Linked DNA regions of Homo sapiens: region 2 is linked to region 1. Evidence: chromatin loops called from intact Hi-C (ENCODE). Cell type or tissue: K562. All regions are shown on one strand. Links, peaks and the distances in the headings refer to the core of each region. The heading gives the core; the rest is flanking DNA.

Evidence for each region. A loop is a pair of places that touch in the nucleus more often than their neighbours do. Peaks named below come from ENCODE experiments on the same cell type or tissue, not always from the same donor. Only the 100,000 strongest peaks of a DNase experiment are listed, where the experiment ranks them.
Region 2: a loop joins it to region 1, with 5 times the contacts of the local background. A loop is called at or near these places in 11 of 110 quality-filtered maps.

What each region holds. Positions count from the first base shown.
Region 1 is chr21:33,195,191-33,206,805 of GRCh38, forward strand. It overlaps LOC105372787 (a long non-coding RNA gene), which reads right to left and starts at 327. Exons shown (of 3, transcript XR_937675.3): 1 at 121-327. RefSeq lists a silencer at 10,449-10,508. In K562, for the core only: CTCF peaks have their summits at 1,859 (motif pointing left) and 4,763 (motif pointing right); DNase peaks (open chromatin) are centred at 1,891, 4,791 and 8,957; H3K27me3 peaks cover 670 bases.
Region 2 is chr21:32,647,035-32,658,649 of GRCh38, forward strand. SYNJ1 (synaptojanin 1) reads right to left here. Exons shown (of 33, transcript NM_203446.3): 19 at 10,682-10,838; 20 at 9,969-10,086; 21 at 9,653-9,868; 22 at 6,254-6,332; 23 at 3,150-3,312. Among named protein-coding and RNA genes, the nearest start is that of CFAP298-TCP10L, 40 kb to the left of the region's middle. In K562, for the core only: a CTCF peak has its summit at 6,475 (motif pointing right); a DNase peak (open chromatin) is centred at 6,477.

The sequences.
Region 1 (11,615 bases), core at 1,120-9,119:
GTGACTCCATGGACAAGGATAAAACACTGAAAGTAAAATAAAGGCAGAACTAAGGTAAATGAGTATTGCCATTTCGACTCACCTGATAGATCTGTGTGTTTTAGTCAGTGCAAAACTCACCTGGCGAAGGGAACACCAATGAATAAGATGACGATTAGGTAGGTCCAAGGTGGGGCCCAAGATTCTGTAGCCCTACCACGTTCCCAGGTGATGCCGATGTAGCAAAGAGAGTCCTTGAAGAGAGGCAGGGCACGGTGCTCACGCCTGTAATCCCAGCACTTTGGGAGGCTGAGGCAGGCAGATAGTTTGAAGCCAGAAGTTTGAGACCAGCCTGGGCAACATGGTGAAATCCAGTCTCTACCAAAAAATACAAAAGTTTATCAGGCATTGTAGCATACACCTGTAATCCTAGCTACTCAGGAGGCTGAGGCACGAGAATCACTTGAACCCAGGAGGCGGAGGTTGCAGTGAGCCAAGATCACACCACTGTACTCCAGCCTGGGTGACAGAGCAAGACTCCAACTCAAAAAAGAAAAAAAAAAAAAGAAAGAAAAAGAAAAAGAGAGAGAGAGAGAATCATTGAAGAAAGCTTGGATCCAGGTAAAAATAAAGAGCAGGACACAACCAGAAAAGTCTGTGGTTCTGTTATATCATTGGACAGTGTAATGAAATGTAATGTGTTTTAAAAAATAAAAATTCTATATTCCTAAATCTTGAATAGATTCCTATTTCAGAAACCATCCATTCTGATGAGTCTCCCTTAGCTCTGAAAGAAAGAGGATAAAAACCAAATACAAGAATAATAAAAACCACCTGTCCAAGATGAACTGGAGAAAGGGTGCTAATCTCCCTGCGACAACTCCTACAACTGTATTTGATCAGGATGATAAGAAAAGTTTTAACTCATGCCTCAAGCAGAGCCACAAGACCTGCCTTTTTTGATGACCTTGAATTCTACAACACAGGCTCCAAACCTCACATCTTGTCAACTCTCACCATGAGAAAAGTAGGAAACACTCTCTCACGTTCCCAAGTACTCACCATACCCCCCAAAATAAGTAAAAGCTTACTTTAAAAAATAATTTGTTTTCAGAGCAGAAATCTTCTAAAAGTTGAATTCTGATTCCGTACACACCTGCGGAGAGGTACTTGCCATGCCCACTGTCTAATATGCTTCTCTTTCTATGAACTAGGGTAGGGGTTACAAATAGCTGCCATAGAGTTACTGTCATTATCAGCCTGCAATCTGTGAGCAGCTGTTAAAAACCCACATTTTGTCTCAATTGTAATCATTCAAACAAATAATGCTTACCTACAGTTCAAAAGAAGTCAGTCTGGAATTAAGTGCTGTTCATACCAATTATGTTTCTTCTTTCAGATGTATGGAAAGGGAAAATAAATTATCCATTAAATTGCAGATATATGTAAAGATGCTTTTTGTAGTAAAAGCCAAAACAACTTGAATCTGACCTGTGATTAGAAATAACAGACATTTGAAATTCAGTAACTTAATTCATTGACAATATCACCAGGTTAGTTATCAATGATTCATTCAGTTTTCTTTTAAGCATTATTAATTGCTTGATACCATTTAGGATCAGGAAACCCTTAGTGCAGTGAAAATTGTAAAAGTTTATGACCTGGGAGGCCCGTGTCTAGCCATGCCTCTGTCAGGAATCTGTGGTGTGACTTCTGACAAGAGTTTTATCCCTCTGGATCTGTTTCCTTGGCTGGAAAGTGAGGAAATCGATCCAAAGATTACCTCGCAGATTCTCTCCAACTCTGACATTCTATCATTTCACACTCACTTTAAAATAGACTGTCGGCGACCCTACGCCAGTTTTCCTTGAGAAACAGCGCCACCTTCAGGTCATAATAACCATAAGAGAGCTGACCGTGAAGGTGCTTCTCCGGCAGGAGCGATTTGCCCTGATCCACAGAAACCCTTCCCCCGCAGTCCTCTGGGATGCGGTCACACACTTGTGAGTCTGCCGCTGGGTTAAGATCAATGCGTATGGACATGGAGCCAAGCTGAGCTAACTGGCCCACAAGGGACAGATGCATGACCTTGGCCTAATTATCACAGCTCCAGCTAACAGTTCGCCCACAGCAAAGCTCCTTGTGGAACCCTATAAAGAAGGAAAGGAAGCGAGGGATATGCTGGATGAACTAAACTCTACAAAACAATGAAAATGGACACACCTCTTCTTCAGGCAATTCCACTTAAGATAGTTTCCAGCTGTTCTTATTTTAGCAAGATATCTACTTGGATATACTTTCATTAAGAAAAATGACATAGTGAACTCTGAAGTAAATATCAGATTTTTTTCACCCAGCAAATATTTATTGAGCAACCAACCACTTGAATGCCAGCACCGTGCTAAAAGCTCTCACAAAATTACTTTTATTGAATTTCCACAACAGCCCTTGTGAGAGAGGAATTCATATCTTCATTTTTCAACACAAGGAAGTTGAGAATGAGAGAGGCCCAGAAACAGCAGATCTGGCAACAAGCTTGAATATGCAGACACAAACATTCCACACAGTCCTCCTCTGAGGACACGACGCAACTGCTCCTTTTCAAGAGCTTATCACTTGGCACAGTGTGGCACCAACTGCAATCAGCAGTGCAGAGGCAAAGGCCGCTAGGGAACTCAGTTTATTTCTCTGCAGTGTGATCTGTATGCAGAAAATGGCCCTATCTTTGCCAGCCATCCTCTGCCATACCTCCCTAACCCACTGATGGATGCTGGGCAGGATAAGGGGGATAAGTTAATTTGTTCCTAAGTGTCTAAACAAGGATCCTTCTTAGAAACAGTGGATATTTAAGGTTGTCCCTTTGATCACATCCCAACAATCCCTAAATTCCATAGGCTTTCTTGGTTGGGAAAGAGGCAGAGCAACTGCTACCCATGGGAATGCATCATATTTGGAAATATAATGTTTCCTGTGCATTACAGAGGAGAGAAGTGGGAAGCATCGCCCGGTGCTGGAGGTACTCCAGCTACAGGTGGTACCCTCTATATCTTACTCTTTCCCGTACCTACATATGTGTAGTCAACTCCAGTTGATGAGATCAGGTTTTCAATTCTTTGTACCCCCCCACTGCACTTTGCAAAATACTGGCACATAAATTTAAAGTTACTAAATATTTGCTGGTGTGTTAGGAAAAACACATAGTCTGCATGCAGAAAACAGGAATTATACAAACTAGCATGATCAGACATATTTAAGATGTCAGCTGAGTTACTCTAGGGCAGAGCCCAAGGATGAAGCTTGGCTGAGGGAGGATAGGGGAAGTGCCTTGGGACCTTTAGATTATGGGTGGAAGGAACAAAAGACCCACATGGAACAAGACACTAGAGTTGGATTGACCCTTTGGGGAAGGAGAAGTTACGATATGACATCTAAACCGCAAGGAAGATGCCAGAAAAAGAAAGAATAATATATTGTGTAAGCAAGCAATTTCTTAATTTTAAACGTGTTTTTATATTCAGGTGAAATTGTTTTATTCAAGGTTGAATGACTACTAAGTTGCAGCTAATCAGAAGTTGAGAAAGAAATGCTTGGCAGTTGGAATCCAGTTTTTGCACATAATCAGAACCAGTACTGTCAGTTTCATGGCGTCTCAAAAGCTAAGACTGAGAAGGAAAAAGGGAACAGAGCCGGCCTTGTCACACCACAGACGGGAGCAGAAGTGCAGAACTGTCCCCATGGCATGTGTTCAAAAGAGTATCGTGTAGCAAACCCTAACCACAGCAGCAGTGGCTGAGCTAATCCTGGCTGGATCCCAGTAAGGCCCTTCTCGAGTCCCAGCAATGACGATGGTAGATTAGCAATCTCTTCTCAATGTGTCAATATCATCTATGTTTCTACCCTGCTAGCCTCCTCTTTTCCTTCTTTCTACCCCACCCTCAATTAACCATGCCTCCTCTTACAATTTCTAGTCTGCAAGAGACTAGGACAATAGAGAATCAAAAACTAGGGTAGAAACACAGAGGCTGCTGTGGTTAGCGCTTGCTGCGTGATAGATAGGTTTGGTTTTGTAGCAATAACACAAGGCGGAAAGTGATAGAAAATTCAACATTCTAACTGCAATTCACCAAATCTTATCTCCAGACTTGCGGTGTTTATAGTTTCAGCAACACAACCTGACTGCCAGGAGGAGAGTGAGGATAATAGCATGAATCCGACTGACAAGGAATATGTCTTGGAGAGCCGTGAACCATACCAGGAAGAGATTTTTTGCTTATAAGAGCATATTTGTTTGTGGGCTCTTTCCAGGAGCAATAGACTAAGTTGAAGATGTTTTATAAAAAGATAGTTTTATAGAACAGATATTAGGAAACTATTTTTTTATGATGACACACGGATCTTCAGCCTTGAGACTGTATCTTCCAGCCTGGTTGATCCTTCTGCACTGGTTGGTACACAGTCACTTCCCTGAATGTCCCCATCTCAATCCTCCCCACACTACCCTGTCCACTGAGTCCCACCCCAGGACCATCCCCAGCCCAGCCTCACAGTCCAGCATCCACAGGGTTAATGGCAGACACAGTAGAGAGCCGCAACAGTTGCTAAATATTGTCAATATCAACCCTGATTACAGGCGATCGATTCTACAAAGAACTCTACAAAGATTCTACATTCTTTATTCTATATAGATTCTGTAAAAGAAGAATCTAAGCACTTTGTTCTGCACCGTCCAAACATGAGTCATTGTTTTCAGGGCATCATTTGGCTTTTAACACAAAGACCCAGCAGAGGGAGCCGTTTCCTAACATGAAAGGAGCTATAGGCCCTGCTAAGACAGCAACTGTTATTAGTATTATTCCACTAGAGCTGCCATAGAGGGGTGACGTCAACAACAGAAATGTATTTTCTCACAGTTCTGGAGACTGGAAGTCTGAAATCAAGGTGTCAGCAGAATTGGTTCCTTCTGAGATCTCTCTTCTTGGCTCATAGATGGCGGATTTCTGAGTCTTCACATGGTCACCCCTCTGTGTCTGTGTCCTAATCTCCTCTTCCTATTAGGACATCAGTTATATCAGATTAAAGCCCCCTCTCCCCATGACCTCGTTTTACCTTAATTACCTTCCTAAAGGCCCTTTCTCCAAATGCAGCCACATTCTGAGAGGTACTGGGGGATAGGACTTCAACATATAGATATTTGGGCTTCAATATATATATATATATGAATCCTATCCCCCAGAGGCACTGAGGGATAAGACTTCTATATATAGTAGCCTTTCAAACATGTATACATTTCAAAATGTTTTTCTGTTGTTTTCTATAGGTTAGATTGCCCATTGTGTTGACTCCCATAATAAGTCAATGGTTTAAAGTCTTTGTCCTACCACCACATTGGCACACATCCATGGTGTGCTCAGATGGGAAGAAATTCAGACCTGAGTCCCTGCCTTCAGCAGATCCTGCAAGTTCACATATCTAGATATAGAAGGAAGTCTTGAAGATAGACACATGCAGGGTGGCTGGCAGCCATCTGCAGAGGCCACCAAATGGAGAATGGCAAATGTTAAGGACAAGATAGTGGAGCCATTCCAGACATCTTTGAAACCAGTCTTATAGACTCTCCTCCCTCTGATTCCCCCCTCTCCTGTCCCAACTTTACACACCCAAGGCCTGGCAGTTCTGCTGATTGGCTAGCCTGGATTTGCACAGAGAACAACTCACTGGACCAGATGTGCTTCATCAACCCCACGGTTAGACAATAGCATTCTGACTACAGTGGCGCATCCTCAGCCTCCCCAGGCAAACAGATTCTTGTCCCATACATCCCTTACTTACAGCCTTGGAGCTGGGATGATGGCGGTTACCCTTATCATGCTAACTGGCTTATAGACCCACTACAGACCTCACCCTGCTGTCTCAAAATGTAATCTACCCATATCTGAAGGGTTGTCTTAAGGATGCATGAATGTATCTAAATAATTATCAATGATGCTTGTTTGCAATAAAGTGATTATCTTGCTCTACAATCACTTTATTGCAAACAAACATCATTAGAAAAATATTGTTATAACCTTCTTTACAAAATCATGTATAAGAGATTTCATGCAAAATAGACCATGACCACTGCCATTATAGTAGATGGGACCCAGAAAGAACAGCCCTTTGCTTAAAGTAGGATTCTATGTGCACTCACTTTACCATAAGATTACTGTGACTTGCTGAGTGTACCAGGATGTTAGAGGTGTAATTTAATTTCTCAAAGAGATTGAAAGCCAGTGCCTGGGTTCAAAAGGCGAGGAGGCTTGCTCCTTTCTTTTCTTTTCCTTTTTTTTTTATTATTTTCTTTTCTTTTTTGAATAGGGTCTCGCTCTGTCACCCAGGCTGGAGTATAGTGGCACGATCATGGCTCACTGCAGCCTCAACCTCCCGGGCTCAAATGATCCTTCCACCTCAGCCTCCCGAGTAGCTGGGACTACAGGTGCACACCACCATGCCAGGCTAATTTTTAAATTTTTTTGTAGAGACCCCCAGGGGTCTCCCTATGTTGCCCAGGCTGGCCTCAAACTCTTGGGCTCAAGCCATCCTCCCGCCTCAGCCTCCCTAAGTGCTGGGATTACAGGCGTGAGCCACAACTCCTGGCCAATGCAAAGCTTTCCACACCCCTCTGGGTTGGGGGATAGGGGCAGGTCTAATGAAACAGCAGGTAGTTCTGAATTAACACTGAATCTCTCAGCCATTGATTCGAGACTGCAGAAGTCAGCAGGGGCCTTTCCCTTTGGAGATGGAAGTGCCATTGGCTCAGCCCCTTTAATATACGACCCAAGATGTCAACTCATGGACCCTGCATCCTGTCTTTGGATCTCCCCATTTACACTATTGTAACCTCAGGACTTCTTCAAGTCTGCCAGAGGAATCCACTCACACAAAAGAAGCACTGTGGGCTCCTTGGAAAGTATGGTAGAGAGGCAGGGTGGGGTGTGGCTCAGTAATTACGGCACATACTCCACAGCAAATGACCTCACAATAGTGCTTTGGCATTTCTGTTCCCCACACCCCTTTCCCGATGCCCTCCCTCAGGGGGCAGAAGTTTGTGCTCTCTCTGTCTCTCTCCCTCTCTCCTTTGCCACCCAGTGCCCACCCTCACTGCAGCCCTCTCCTAACCCCTCAATCCCACACCCCACGCTGCCTCTAACCCACTCAGTGCCATGGTGGGCATCTATCTGTAGGGAACTCCAGCTCCCTCCAGCCCCTATGCCACCTGTCATTTCCAATCCTTTCTAGCAGCTCCCCTGAACCCTCTCTTTAATAAGATCTACCCTTTTTAAAAATCATATTTTAATTGTAATTTTAAGTTTCAAAATGTCCATTCTCTTAACAATCTTAACCAATTCTCATTGAATGCCTTCTGCATTGTGGTCACAAAAGGGGCTCTGGAACCAGACGTTGGGGTTAGAATCCTGGATTCGCCACTTACTGTGTGACTTTGGGCAAGTTATTTAACCTCTCTGGGCCTCTATTTTCTTGTCCACAATATAGGGAAGGTGATAATAGTAGCTGACTCTTAGGGTTGGTGTGAGAGAATGAGTCACTGAATTCGTGGCTGGAAGGCACGAACAGCGGTGCCCAGCATGGAGCGAGTTCAGTAATGTTAGATGCCACCGTGTGGAGGCACCAGAGGGACCCAATAAACACACACAGAGGGACAAGCAAACCCGCAGTACCGGGTCGCAATGTCACGATGGTGGAAATGCAGGGTACTGTGGGCTTTATTGGAGGGTCACCTAACCCACACTGGGGTGTGAGATCGCATCACCAACCCCAACAGACTCGGGGCTGTGTTGGGGTGGGGGGTGCCGAAGTTCTAGCCTCGGGGTCAAGCCACTTCTGATCACAATCCAATTCACCCACATCACACACACCATGGCACACACATCATACACACACATACACACCATGCAAACATCACATACACACATAACACACAAATACCACATCCACCACCCACACAGCACACACACATACCACATACCCCACAGCCCCCCGACAATAACACCATATGCACACCACACACATACACACACACACACACACACACACACAAAACAGGTCACTACTTCCCTCCTATGTACTATGTGCCCTGCTATTTTCTATTCTGTTCCATTTCATGCCATTTCTTCTTAGTAGGACTCACTGAATTGATTTCAGGACCCACTAATAGGCCTGAGCAGGGGTTCAGAAAACACTGACTTGGAGGGAGGCAAAGGAAACCCTTAAACGTCTGTGAAATGGAGCTTTGACCTGTGGTCTGCCCTTGACCTCTAAGTGGGGTAAGCCTCACACTAGGGGTGCCCTGTCCTGAGACATAGCCATAGCAGTAGGCCACCTTACTATTGGGCTGCCCTGGCCAAGAATGGGAGAAGCAGAGCCTCGTCACCAGCTGGGACAAGGGCAGCCCGAGGAGAGACCCTTTCACAGTGTCGGCACAGCTCCGTTTGACCTAAGAAGTAACCTCACTGGTTTTTGTTTCTAATCACCCCTTCATTTCACAATGGCCTGCAGGTTTCTTTTGCCGCCTTCTAAAATCAATGTTTTCCAAAGTACAGCTGAGTCATGACACATCAAATTAGTGAGTCTCAGACAACATTTTTTAAAAAAGAAAAAGAAAGGCATGGGATAGGATAGGATAGGATAAAGTAGAGCATGTGGCACAAGGATAAGTGCTGATGTGGGTGTGGGTGTGTGTGTGTGTGTGTGTGTGTCTGTGTGTTGGGCTTCAACTTTCTTCAACTGTCAACCCTGCTATTAATAGGTGAAGCTATAAACACAGGGCAAAATCCATCATATCTGGTGATTCATACACAGAAGTACAGAGTGGAGCAACTTGAGACATTACAGGCTGAAAAATACACACTTGAAGTCCACAGCCCATGACTGAATCTGCTAGATGATGACTCGGTGGTTGCTGAGGAATTTAATCATCTGGACCATGTCCTTCCCTAGTTAATTTTCAACCCAGATGATCATATCTCCTGTTCCGGGCAGACACATTTCTGGCGCTAAGACCAGGGCCCCTATTCAGCCTTAGTGGATAATTCAACCTCCTGAGAGGCACTGCAGAAGCACCTGGGCCAAGATTGCTTTCCTCTTCTACGCCTATCCCAGGAATGTGGCCACTGCTCAAAATGTGGGAATTCCCTTCCAGAATTCCCCTTGAAGCTGCTGCACGCTTCTTAGACCACGTCTGAGCAATGCCTGCATCACTAGAATATTTGGCCTCAGTTGGGTTTGTTTCTTTAAAAAAAAAAAAAAAAAAAAAAAAAAAAAAAAAAAGGTTTTTTCCTCAACTAAGACTTAAGACAAGGGGGTCTTAATTTGATTATTTTTTTCTGTTTTATATGATTTCTATGAAAACTACAACAAAATAAAGTTAATTCTATTTAAGTGACTTTTTAATGAATTGCCTTTGTTAGAAAAAAAATTAAGTGTTTTTGTCTCACTCTGTCACCCAGGCTGGAGCACAGTGGTGTGATCATGGCTTACTGCAGCCATGACCTCCCGGGCTCAGGTGATCCTCCCACCTCAGCTTCCCAAATAGATGGGACTACAGTTGTGTGCCACAACGCCTGGCTAATTTTTGTATTTTTTTGTAGAGACAGGGTCTCACCAGGTTGCCCAGGCTGATCTTGAACTCCTTGGCTCAAGCGATCCACCCACCTCAGCCTCCCTGAGTGCTGGGATTACAGGCATGAGCCAGCGCACCCAGCCAGAATTACATTTTTTTAAATGGTACTGTCCTAGAAAATCCAGGATGTGCAGTGATCACGTATGAATGCATGGACCTGCACACACAGGAGTGAACAAAAGACCCACCCCTGCCAGGTCACCACTCATATCTCACCCCAGCCCACGCTAGCTCACACTCCTCCCCACACACCACTGACCTCATCATTGCTAGGTACCCACTTGACTTCTCAACAGGTTCAAGACAATTGGCCTTCCTCGTCTCTTCTAGAAACACCCTCTTTTCTGGGCTTTGTGTAACACCTGGTCTTTCTCCCCTCTCTGGCCACTTCTCAGCTTTTCTTTTTCTTTCTTTCTTTTTTTTTTTTTTTTTTTTGCCACTTCCTCTTCCTCTACATCAAGCTTGTCCAACCCACAGCCCAGGACAGCTTTGAATGCAGCCTAACACAAATTCGTAAGCTTTCTTAAAACATTATGAGATGTGTGTGTGTGTGTGTGTGTGTGTGTGTGTGTGTGTGTGTGTGTGTGTTTAGCTCATCAGCTATCGTTATTGTTAGTGTATTTTATGTGTGGCCCAAGACATTTCTTCTTCCAGTGTGGCCCAGGGAAGCCAAAAGATTGGACACCCCTGCTCTACAACATCTCAATATAGGCCTTTTTCATGTTTCATTCTAGATTCTCTCTCTAGACTACAAGTTCTTAAGGGGAAGTGGCATTGGGAAATGTGTGAAGGTGGCTTTGGTTGTCACAACAGCAGCGTGGATGCTGTGTTACTAGTGTTCAGTGGATGGCGGCAGAGGGACCAAACAGAAGGCAGTATCACCAAAGAACTGTCCATCCTCGCATGCCAATACCCACACTCCATAGAGAAACACTGCAATGGCATCCACTCCCACAGATTCGGTTACCATTTGCCAGCCAAGGCCTGCCCAGCCAGACCTCTCGTCTGAGCACTGGTATTCCCCTTAGACATCTAACAGGCACATCAGAGTCAACGTGTCCAAAGCCAACTCATCATCTTCTCTGTAAATCTGCTTCTTCTCCAAGATGTCCTTCCTCTATGCTCACCATCACCATGAAGCCAGGTATTTAAGCAAAGGGAGTCATCTATATAAAGCCAATCCTCCGTATTCATGGGGGATTGTTTCCAGGCCCCCAGGGATACCAAAATCCACAGATGCCCAAGCCCCTTGTATTAGGTTGGTGCAAAAATATTGCAGTTTTTGCCTTTTTCGTCTTTATGGCAAAAACCGCAATGACTTTTGCACCAACCCAATACAAAATGGCATAGTATTTGCATATAACTTATGCACACCTCCAGTATACTTTTTTTTTTTTTTTGAGATGGAGTCTTGCTCTGTTGCCAGGCTGGAGTGCAGTGGCACAATCTCGGCTCACTGCAGTCTCCACCTCCCGGGTTCAAGTGATTCTCCTGTCTCAGCCTCCCAAGTAGCTGGGATTACAGGCGTGCATCACCACACCCAGCTAATTTTTGTGTTTTTAGTAGAGACAGGGTTTCACCATGTTGGCCAGAATGGTCTCAATCTCCTGACCTCGTGATCCGCCCGCCTCGGCCTCTCAAAGTGCTGGAATTACAGGCATGAGCCACTGCGCCCAGCCTAGTATACTTTAAATCAGCCCTAGATTACTTATAATACCTAATACAATGTAGATACTATGTAAATAGTTGTTATGCTATATTTTTAATTTGTATTATTTTTATTCTTGTATTGTTTTATCGGGGCTTTCTTTCCAAATTTTTTTGATCAGCAGTTGGTTGATCCTCAGATGTGGAACCAACGGATATCGAGGGCAGACTGTACTTGCCTCTCCCTCCACACCCAACCTAATCACCAAATCCTACCAATCCAGCTCCTAAATTCTGCAACACCCATCCACTT
Region 2 (11,615 bases), core at 2,074-10,073, 550 kb before region 1:
GCTCCTCCCTGCAACCCTCACCCCACAAAGACCCGCTTTGCTTTAATTAAGTAAACACTGGTTCTCCCCCAGGGTCTCCTCATCTCCACTTACTTCTGGGTAGGAAAGTGGGCACAAGGTAACCCTTGCAACCTAACTGCCATTCCAGAACATTAGTCTTCCAACCCTGAACAAAAAGTCCTACTGCTCTGAGGCTATGCCATCAGGAATTTATGTAACATCCTCTACCCCCACTTGCTACAGTCATCTCCAACGTCCATTCTTCCATTTCCTGAACCCACTCACTGAGGACTAAGCAGAGAGCAAGACTGTAAGTCAGGTCCCGCACCATCTTTCTGCGTGGCATCAAAGTCCATGTGGACAACTCGTTCAATAGCAAAATGCCTTGGTCCTATCCTTATGGACATTCGCCTTCACTCCTAACCCTCACCCCTCAGAACTGCACTCTTCTGAAATAATAAACTCAAAAGCTTCACTCTGACTTTGGCCTCCCAGCTTTTCAGTTCTCTCCCTTGGCTACTCCTTCTCTTTTGATTTCTTCAGAAGCCAGGGTTTGATCCCTCTAACTTTTACCTCCATCTGATTCTGCTTTCTTCTGTACCTACCTTCAGATTCTATGGTTCTTCATCTCAAACATTACCCTACTTCACTCTTCTTCCATTGCACGTGCTTGACATAACCCCATCCCTGCACTGATTCCCCTGTTTAATCTTTCTGTGATAACACTTGGATTGCTGACTGCCTCTGCTAAAGAAAACCACCCAGTCCTGACAACTGCAGTCACATTTGAAATTATGCTTTTCAGTCTCTTCTGGCCTAAAGTGCCTGGCAATTCCATGATTTGCTGGTTTGCTCTTCCCCTCACCCTTTGCTCTTCAGGAGCTTTACTGCAAAACTCCTTAACCCTCCTGAAACTGTGAGCTGTCCCACTCCTGCAGATCACTTCAACACTTCACAGAGAAGAGGGAAGTCTTAAGATGGGAACCCCTACTTCAACAGCCTGCCCCCAAGCTGGAGTCTCATTACATGGTTGTCACTTGGGTATCTGAGGATGGAACAAATGGGCCCCACCCAGCCTAATTTTCTCAGTGACACTGCTCTACTATTCTGCCTTGCCCTTCCCCCAAACCATCAGCCCTTTCTCCTCTACTTTTCCATTAGCACTGTGCATTCTCAAGCCTGTCCCATCCAAAACCACCACCCTAGGACCTCCAATCTTCCTAGAGCAATTGCCCTCTTCTCTTTCCCCCCAAACTTTCTTAAAGAGTTGTCTACAGACACTTTTCTCCACTTCTTCACCTTCCATCCATATCAATTTACCACTATCTGACTTCATCACTTCTGAGATCACTCTCATGAAATGTCAACAACAGCTTCCCTTCCTGTTATTAAATCAGAAGGACACATTTCTGTCCTCATTTCTTCTCATCTTTCTGTGTTACAAGACACCACTGACTACTCCCCTTCCATGCTCCACTTTCTTTCCTTGATTTTTAAGCCATGAATTTCTCTTGGCTCTTTGACATTTCTAGAAACAATTGCCATTGTTTCTTCTCATTTTCTTTTCACGGGCAGCCTTCTTCTGTCTATATTTAAACTCTGTGTTTCCACATACTCAATCCCAGGTCTGTATTTCTCCATATTCGATTCATTCTCTTCTGTCTCGTCATAATCCTATTGGCCAAAGTTATATTAACAAATGCCCATGCTTTGCAGGCTATTAGAGCTGCCTTGACTCCAGAGCTCTTTCCTGAGCACCAGACTCATGTTTGACTGACTCCATGAACATCTCAAATTCAACATATCCGAAACAAAATTCATCTTCCATCCCACACCTACTTCTCTCTCTGCATTTCTTTTCTTCATTTACTCCCTCACAAACATCCCTCCATAATCCATTTGGATCCTCTTTATCCCCACTTAGACTGTGCACATGCTTTCTTCTTGGATCACTCCTCTATAGCATTAATTCCATTCTCCCTGAGTCTTTGGATTCTCAACTTAAATTTCAATTCCTCTGGGAAAGCTTGCCCAATTTCCCAAATCCAGGTTAAGCAACTTTCCCATGAGCTACCACAAAACCATTCATTATCACATTTATGTCACTTTATTATAATTGCCTGCTTACTTACACGTAACACCCAATAAGCTATGAGTTCTGGAAAGGCAAGAACCACAGCTGTCGAATCTCCAGCACCCAGCTGTATCTGGCATAAAGGTACTACATAAATATGTGTGGACTGAGTAAACAAATGAACAGATAATGTGAAAATGAGATAACCTTGTAAGACGTTCAACTCTTAAATGTGGTACCTAGCTATACAGGGCATTACAATATTATTATAATCTAAGGTATGCATTTTAATGAAAAACTGGCTAGAATAGCATATTGTGTTAGAAAACAAATGCATTTAAAAATTTTTTCTTTTGATAATGTTGCCATCAAACAAATGCATTTTTAAATCATGTTTAAGGAAATTTTCGGCGTAATTACTTAAATTCATTTCTGTTCTTAGAATACCCTTTTGGAACTTCTACTTTTTTACCTCAACTTTAATTATTGGGACTAAACCATACACCAACAATACTAATTTGGGTATTTATCCAATAAGAATATAAATTAACATTTGTAAAGGTCTTAATATTTGAATGGAAGAATGGTAAATACATTTAAAGTATACGCAAAATAAACACAATATGATGTGAAATAAATTTGTTTTGTTTTGTTTTGTTTTGAGACAGCCTCGCTCTGTTGCCCAGGCTGGAGTGCAGTGGCACAATCTCGGCTCACTGCAACCTCTGCCTCCTGGGTTCATGCGATTCTCCTGCCTCAGCCTCCTGAGTAGCTGGGATTACAGGCATGCACCACCACGCCCAGCTAAATTTTGTACTTTTAGTAGAGACAGGGTTTCGCCATGTTGGACAGGCTGGTCTTGAACTCCTGGCCTCAGGCAATCCACCCTCCTCAGCCTCCCAAAGTGCTGTGATTGCAGGCATGAGCTGCCGCACCTGGCCAAAATACATTCTAATTAATAGTGCTATGTACGTCCCAAGAAGAAGAAGAAAGATGAACTTGGAAAATAAGACTTTACAGATTGGAAGAAAACATATCTAGAACTACAAGAAGTAAATGTGTTTAAGAAACAAACCTTCCATATCAAAATCTGCTGCAACCTCTGCATCTTCACCAAGCAGGGTAGAGCTTGTTGATGATGGCAATGCAATGCTAATTTTCTCTAAACTCATTTCTTCTTCCAAATTTTTGATCCAGTCTGGACTTTTTAAAGCAATAGTTATAGTCCGATTCAATAACTAGCGGAGTAAAAGAGATATAAAATAAAGATTAACATGAAAGCTAACTAATTTGGAATAAAGAGGCTGACTTCGTTAAACTATGCAATGGTATAGACAGTTAATTTAGTTAGACAATTCAGCTAACTAAAGAAATAGTTCTTTCACATATACTAAATTTCAAACTAGTTTAAAGGTTGTTCCCAGTTCTCCCTTTAAACACCTGTGGTGATAAATAAAGATCTTTTCTAGGATGCCCAGAGATGCAAGTTTCCTTTGCTACAACCACTATGTTTTCCTGGCCAGATGTAAATTCACCAACAACTCTGCTACATAACTTTATACTTTCTTAATTTTGATTCACAGATTAAGTAATTGTTCCCACGTGAAACAACTACAAAAGAGACAGCAGAAAATCTTTAAAATGCATTTCCTGTTCCTGTTCATTTGGTCTTTCCTAACTTGGCATATGGTCCTAAGAGCTGCTATATTGTCAGCTGCTAAGTGCTAACCTATACAGTTTTAGCATTTCAAATGTCAGAAGAATATTAAGAGAACTGAACACCATTTTAAATCTTCAACAAAAATTAATCATTCTAAAAACAGAATGACTTCTACCTGTGAAACTGGCACTCTGCCTTCTCTATAAATTTGGGTGACTTTTAGACTAAAGTATAATCTAAGACAACCAAGACATTATAATCAAATTATAGCAGATCGTGTCAATGTATTTAAAAAATACTCTCAAAAAAACTTGCTGATAACAGCAAGACTCTTTGGTCAAGGACAAAATGTGCACTAGAAAGGAGTTCTCATTTAAAACCCATATTCTTATAACAAACTTGCTTTCTAAATTTAATCTCTCTCCCACATAGTTTCAATTTCCTTTGTTTGAAGAGTTTCTTAATGTGAACAAGATGTGAATATTTTTGGTATTTGCAAATGAACTGTGTAGCTGTGATCAATATGCTGTGCTGACAGTTGGCACCTTTGTGGGTACAGATCTTCCTTGGCTCAAAGTGTTACTGATATTAGAATTCCTTGAAGGCATAATAATGGAGAGGTTGAAAGTTGCTGAACTGAGTGGCACAGCTGTGTTTATTAGTAATTTAGCATCCACACTGAGCTTTAAAGTCAGAATCCTAAGAATTCATAATCCTTTACTTGCCAAGTAGATATGAGTACTAAAATCAATCCAATTTCAGAACTTAACACGCTTTACAAGTCATATATTACTTTTCAAAGTCAACAAAATTCTTTTATATTCATCAAAAAATACTAACAAGCATTCTTAAATACCTATCACCATAATGGCCAATTAAGATGTAATTCCTTAGGACTATCCCCTTGGTAGAGACCAGGGCCAAATGAAAAGGAAGAAATTTAGAAGACCAAAAAAATATTCAAAAAGATACATAGAGGTTCACTGGAATATTGGCTTTAATAATTAAGAATAGGAAATAATCTAGATGTCTATAGGAGTTTGGTTTAATAAATGTATATATTTATTCACAAAATGAAATTAATGAAGCCATTAAAAATGACATATTTGTTTAAGATGTCCCTGACACAGTCATAAGAGGTAGTAAGAAAATAGCTTTATAACACGGTTTCAATTTGTGTTTGCGTATATGCATATCCCATTTGTGTTAATGTGTTTGTGTGTATATAAAATCCCATTTGTATTTACATATGTATATGCTAATATTAAGGTTAAGAGAAATTACTTCAGAATGGTAGCATTATGTGAGTGGTCTTATTTTTAATTCTTTTCCATGTTTCCTGATACATGATTTTACATGAGTATACTAGTATTACATTTAGGAAAACAAACAAAACTCTACAAAACCTATTTCAAAAGCAATACACACAAAGAATTTTTTTTTTTTTTTTGAGACAGAGTCTCGCTCTGTTGCCCAGGCTGGAGTGCACTGGTGCAATCTCGGCTCGCTGCAACCTCTGCCACCCAGGTTCAAGTGATTCTGCTGCCTCAGTCTCCCAAGCAGCTGGGATTACAGGCGCCCACCACCACGCCTGGCTACTTCTTGTATTTTTAGTAGAGACAGGTTTTTGCCATGTTGGCCAGGCTGGTCTCAAACTCCTGACCTCAGGTGATCCACCTGTCTCGGCCTCCCAAAGTGCTGGGATTACAGGCGTGAGCCACCGCACCCAGCCTAATACATACAAAGAATTTTTTTTCTCCAAAGAAGTTGATGTGACAGAAGAAGCAGCTCAGGACAGTGCTCACAGAGTTGCTCAGTGCTGCAGGAATCAGGCCTAGAGTACAATCCATCTTGTGCACTGACTATATACTTAGAAATTTAGGATTTGGGTCTAAAGGAGTTCAGAAAAAAATGACAGATGAAGCACTTCAGAGAAGTAAAACTATTCCAGGCCAACAATGTAAGTTTCCGTCATCAATGACTTTTCAAATCACAGGTTAGGAATATCTCCATTTGTTAAAAATTTCTAAAATACTTCAATGGGATGGATCTGTTATCTCTGGAAATTAATTTAGTTATGTTTGAAGAAGATAACTAGGTAAGCCAAGCCAATGAAACAAATTCCTAGGAATAATGAGCACCTCTCTCCCTTGTTTTCTGGTACATAATGCATTTTCTTCACTTGATAGAATGTTTTTCTACTATACAGATAAGCCAGACTACCCCCAATTAAAACTTTAAAACTTTTTGCATCATAAAATGTAATAAATCAAATTAGGTGCTAAACATGTTTCCTTCTTAGTCTATATCAACAGTTAATATCTCTGGGGAGGGGCCAAAATAAGCCTAGGCTAGTCAGAAATCCAGTCTAAATAAAAAACATTAAATAACTCCTCGAACATACCATAAGGTCTTTTCCCCTCCCATTTAGATAATCTTGCTGCATGTCTATAAAAATATCATACCATCTTCAGACATTTAATTTCAGAATGGTTTAGAATCAACAAATGCTACCTTACCTCTTTACCATTTAGGCTCAGAACATTCAAGGCAGAGCTTCCCTCCAAAAATGTAACCCACATTTTATCTTCTACAAATCTTTAAGAAAAACAATAAAAAACCATAATTAATACCATAGACATAACAAGCTCAGTGACTACTCCCATGATTATTGATCATTAACAAGGGCCACAAGAGGCCAGGAAGTAAAAAGTAAAGGAGGGAGCGCAGGTAGGGCTGGTGGTGACCTGGAGAGGGCACTCTTCCCCTAAAAACACTCTAACTCCAATTTCAAATACTATGTTAATGGAACAGCCACAAGAAATGAGTCTGTGCACCTCCATTTGTGATCACTGCTAATCCAGTCCCATCCAATCCTCCATTTCATTGACAAGGCAAAAAGGGACAGAGGTTAAGTGACTTGTTCAAAGTGACTCTATAAGGAGAATATGTTACAGGGCTGGGATCCAAGTCTCCGGACCCCACAACCCAGTACTATGTATTTTCACTGTCTCAGTGACTTCCCTGAAGAAAATTTCCTATGATCAAAAAAGATGAGAGTTGCCAGTGAAAGAAAACAAAACCAGACTGGCCCCAAGAAGCCTTAGATAAGTTATGCTCCTTGTCTTTCATCATTGACAAACATTTACTCTTTTGGGACTTCAATGGTCTTTGATAGGATTCCAAGTTTTTACTTTTGAAATAAAAAAACTATCAAGAGGAAAAAAAAAATAAAAAGGACAGAAGAAGTTCTGAAGAGGGTCGCAGGTATGTAATGAAGTTATTATTCAAAAAAGAACAAATTATGATGTTATCAGTCTTATTACAGAAAATTTGGCGAGTTAAACCACAAGTTCAGAAATCTTTACAGATTTTTCCACAATGAGAGGAAAACATGTACACACAAACACACACACACACACAGAGTATCACTCTCCCCCTAACCCCCTACTTAAACTAGGATTCCAAAGTATGAATTATGAATATTAAGAGGAAAAGGCCAAAACAAAAGTGTGCATAAGTACTTCACCCTGGTAAAATCAAGGGCCTGGAGGGAACCGATTTCTACAATCCCACAGATATGACCAAGGCAACTGACTCAATTTCTTTGGCATAAAACTAAATTGCAGGATGCTATCCTTTGAAATACACAGGGAGACCATTCTTACCTAACTACACGAAGGTATCTTTTTCAGATTGTTGGCAATGGAGACTATCCCTCCTCCAAAGGTTATAATCACCACTGTAAGCATACATTTATGCTGCACCAGTCCCCTAAGACCCCAAACATTATTTGTTCTTTGATAGGTACCAACACTTTTGTGGTCCTGGGTTAGGGCTAATATCTTTGTCCTTATTCTCAATCAGCAATGTGCCCCTTACACATTTCTAACTTTAACAAGGGATTCTGGTTCTTATATCTATTGATTTATGTAAGTTCTTTTGGAAGCTATATTTTCTTCCTGCTTTCACTCACTACAGTAAAAGCTTCTAGACTCTTCCTTCAATTAATGTAAGCATCTATATGTATTTAAATTTATCCCATACACATTTCCAGGGAACCTCTTATTTAAAAATAAAGGGGTTCACAGGGTTTACTCACTCCTTAATGGCTGTCTTAATCTAGACTAAAAGGTAATAATCAGTTTCTTCTCACTACTTATAGAGATCCTCTCCTTGTTGACTTTCAGTGTTTGCTTTTTCTCTTCCAACTTAGTCATCTTGGGGTTTAACAACCAATATTCCAGGTTGGAGACACCCCATGGTTTTATAATGTTAGGTTAATGCCTTAGTTTCTTACCAATACTTTTCCTAATGATGACAAACATTTGTGGGAAACCTTCTGGCTTCAATTTAACAAGTTCTTTAGAGGTTGGGTTATAAAGACAGGTCCCTTTCCTGTATCAGAGTCTTTCATCCCTTATACAGTTTGGATTCTTTGTAGCTCAGTGCAGTATTTTACATTTGCTCAGGAAGACATTTATCTGCTACTCTGCTGCCCACTCACACAGTCTACATGATGCTTCTGGTGGTTTGGCATTTCTGTACTTGGCAAAGTATACTGTCATCTGTACACTTGCAGATTTCACTGTGTACTTTCAAGAACCTTAAGATTTTTGAAATGTTTTGTTTTGTTTAATTTGAAAGCTTTGGGATAGACCTTTGTCAAAAGATTTGAGGAAAGTCTAAACACAATTTCTTCTCCATTTGTTCATTTACTCTCTGAAAGGACTTGAGGTGTCTTTGATTTTCACTCTGTAGAAGCCATACCATCTTAATTCTGTGGACTACGCCCTTTAGGATCTGGGGGTGTCATTACACACATGCTGACTTTCCCTACTAGATTACAAGCAGGAGTTGTATCTTCCATTTCTCCTCTGCTCTTCTACAGCAACTAGTATAGAGATCTGCCCACCAAATATCTATCAAACATACCTAACTAAGCAAATGAATGGTATTTAAAGGGATTTAATGGTACCTCTTTCCCTATGAAATCCAAACACATGCACACATGCACATCATTCAGTCTCTCAAAACTGCTGTATAGTTGGAAGAGAACATTTTTAAAACAAGGAAACAGGCATCTGGTTCTGCAAAAGGCAGATGGCTAGATCAATGAGGGAAACCAAGACTAGAAGGAATGACTCTTGACTAGTCATCACATCTCTGTTAGAAATTAAACATACTTAAAATTACTCAAATTTCTTTAACTGAGGCAGGGAGGGAGTCATTCTTATCTCTCCTTAAAAAAAAATAGCAATCACAGCTTCATTTTGTTATAGGGTTTTGTTACATGTTCTATTGTATAGGAATCGTGAGAGTTCATATCTGAACTTGCACCTATTTTTGTTTTCAATTGTTCACATAAAGTTTCACTGTTTAGCTGGGTATGGTGGCTCACGCCTGTAATCCCAGCACTTTGTGGGGCTGAGCTGGGCAGATCGCTTAAGGCCAGGGGTTTGAGACCAGCCTGGGCAACATGGTGAAACCCTGCCTCTACAAAAACAAAACAAAACAAAACAAAACTTAGCCAGGTGTGGTGGTGTGCACTTGCAGACCCAGCTATTTGGGAGGCTGAGGTGGGAGAATTGCTTGAGCCTGGGTGGTTGGGGCTGCAGTGAGACATGAACACATGACTGCATTCCAGCCTGGGTGACTGGGTGAGACCCTGTCTTAAAAAAAAAGTTTCACTATTCATTTAAACTTTCTAAGTTGAGAATTCAGTTATAAAAACCTACAGAATAATATCCACAGTATGATCTTGCTTTAGTTTGGAAATAAAAATACTCATATACTAAACACTAAATAAGGTGGTATCTTTCTTTTTTAAAATTCTCTCCTTCCCCAAATAAGGTGATTTCTATATAGAAATGATTGTTTATGAATCACAAGCTACTTTTGCATAATAAACATCTTACCTTATAAGTATAACTTCACCAAAACTTGCAAACTGCTGCAGAAGCTCATCAATCAAGGCATCATCAAAAAAATTATTTTCTGGTAAAGAACTTTTGATTGAGACCAATACTGTACCATCTGGTGGACCCTGAACTGCAATTACTTCTTTATAAATGTTTTGCCTCTCTTCAGCTTCAACTTCAAATATATCTATATCAATCAGGGCAACGACAGGCCTTAAGGCATAAAGGAAGATAGATGTATTAGAAATGTTTTTAAAAGGGTGTATTTCAAACAAATTTCAAACACTATTAGAAAAACTGAGACTGCTTAAACCTGTGGTCAGAAGTCTTCAGCTCAGCTCTTCCATAGTGCAGCAAAGTGCCTGGAGTCCACGTGTACAGAATTTTGCTTTCATCTTGAAAACTAGCATTTAGAAGATCTAGATCTTCAGCTGCAGTCAGAAGAAATGAAAACACAAGAGAAGCTGTATAAGCAGGACAGATCGTGTAGAGCAAAGAGGCATTCTCCTTCCTTTCATGAGCTTCAGTGGTTTGAGGCTGGAATGCCAGAAACACTTGGTAATAGGCAGGCAGTCTAAATACCTTTAAATTCGAAAGGTTTTGGTAAAGTTATCATTTTATGCTTTATTTAGTAAAAATTAAGATCTGGCTTTATTTCCAAGATTACTTAAAGGACTGGGACTAAATGGTGTTTCATAAACAATTCAAGAGACAAGTGGCAGTTCAAAACATATGCAAACCACTAAAGTTAGCTTAAAAACCTAAATTAGCTTCAATTAAAAATTTCACAAAAATATTTCCTTGCTTCTCTTTACATGAAATTATATGAAAATAGGCTGAAAAATTAAATAAGTTATTATAAACAGATCTGATATTTCTAAAAATCTGACATATTTAAATTTTATTTATTCTATTCCAGTTAATGTTTCTTGAAAAACAATATTCTCCTCATTTGATATTATGTCATTCCCTGCTTCCTCATAAGTTTACATTAGTTCATTTAAATAAAGAAGCCCATTTCCCAACCTGATCTATCAAAAGGCCATTTCCTCCTTCTCCAAAGGACACGGTCTGTCCAGGCAGGGGTGCGGCACTTTTCACTGGTGTCATAGTCGTCAGAAAACAAGTCATACTTATATGTCGGAGCAAAGGTTACCTTTCCTTCTAAAAATCCTCTAAAAACCTAAAATAAACATATACAAAGTAAGTTATTCCCAAACAGCAACAAGTTCTGTTTTCATTCAGACAGTCATCCATTAAATGTCTATTACATGCTGGATGCTCTCAGAAGAAATCTGTATGCGTCTGATGAACACTTCTAGCTGAATGGAACAAAGCTTAGAAAAATAACCTGAGACATAGCATTTTTCATACCCATAGGGACAGGAGACAGGGAAATTCTGGGCAGAAGTGGGTGGGTCCCTTTGCTGGGTCCCACCCTCAAGCCAAAAAGTCTGTTACCACAGCCCCAAATGAGAACTTATATCCCTGTTTTCTCGCTCGAATGTTGCTTTTTCCAAAACCACCCATGGCCTGCCTTGCCCCCAATCCTGTGCCCATAAAAACCCCAGGCTCAGCTGGCAGAGAGAGGAGAGGCAGCTGGATGTCAGAGAGAAGCAGCTTGACTTCAAAGGGACAGCTTGGCAGCACAGTTTTGGAGAGGAGTCTGGCCATGGGATGGCTGGATTTCAGGGGAAGATTATCTTATTGCTCTGTCCCCTTTTCAGCTCCCCTTCCTGCCAAGAGCCATTTTCATCGGCAATAAAATACCCCATATTTACCATCTTCAATTCGTTCATGTGACCTCATTCCTCCTGGACACCAGATAAGAACTCGGGTGCCATGAGTGTGGGAGCATAAGGCTGTCGCACTGACCCCCCACTAAGCTGTTAACACTTAAGCCATCTGCAGGCAGCAGAGCTAAAACAGCACTGTAACACTTTCTGTGGGGCTTCAGGGG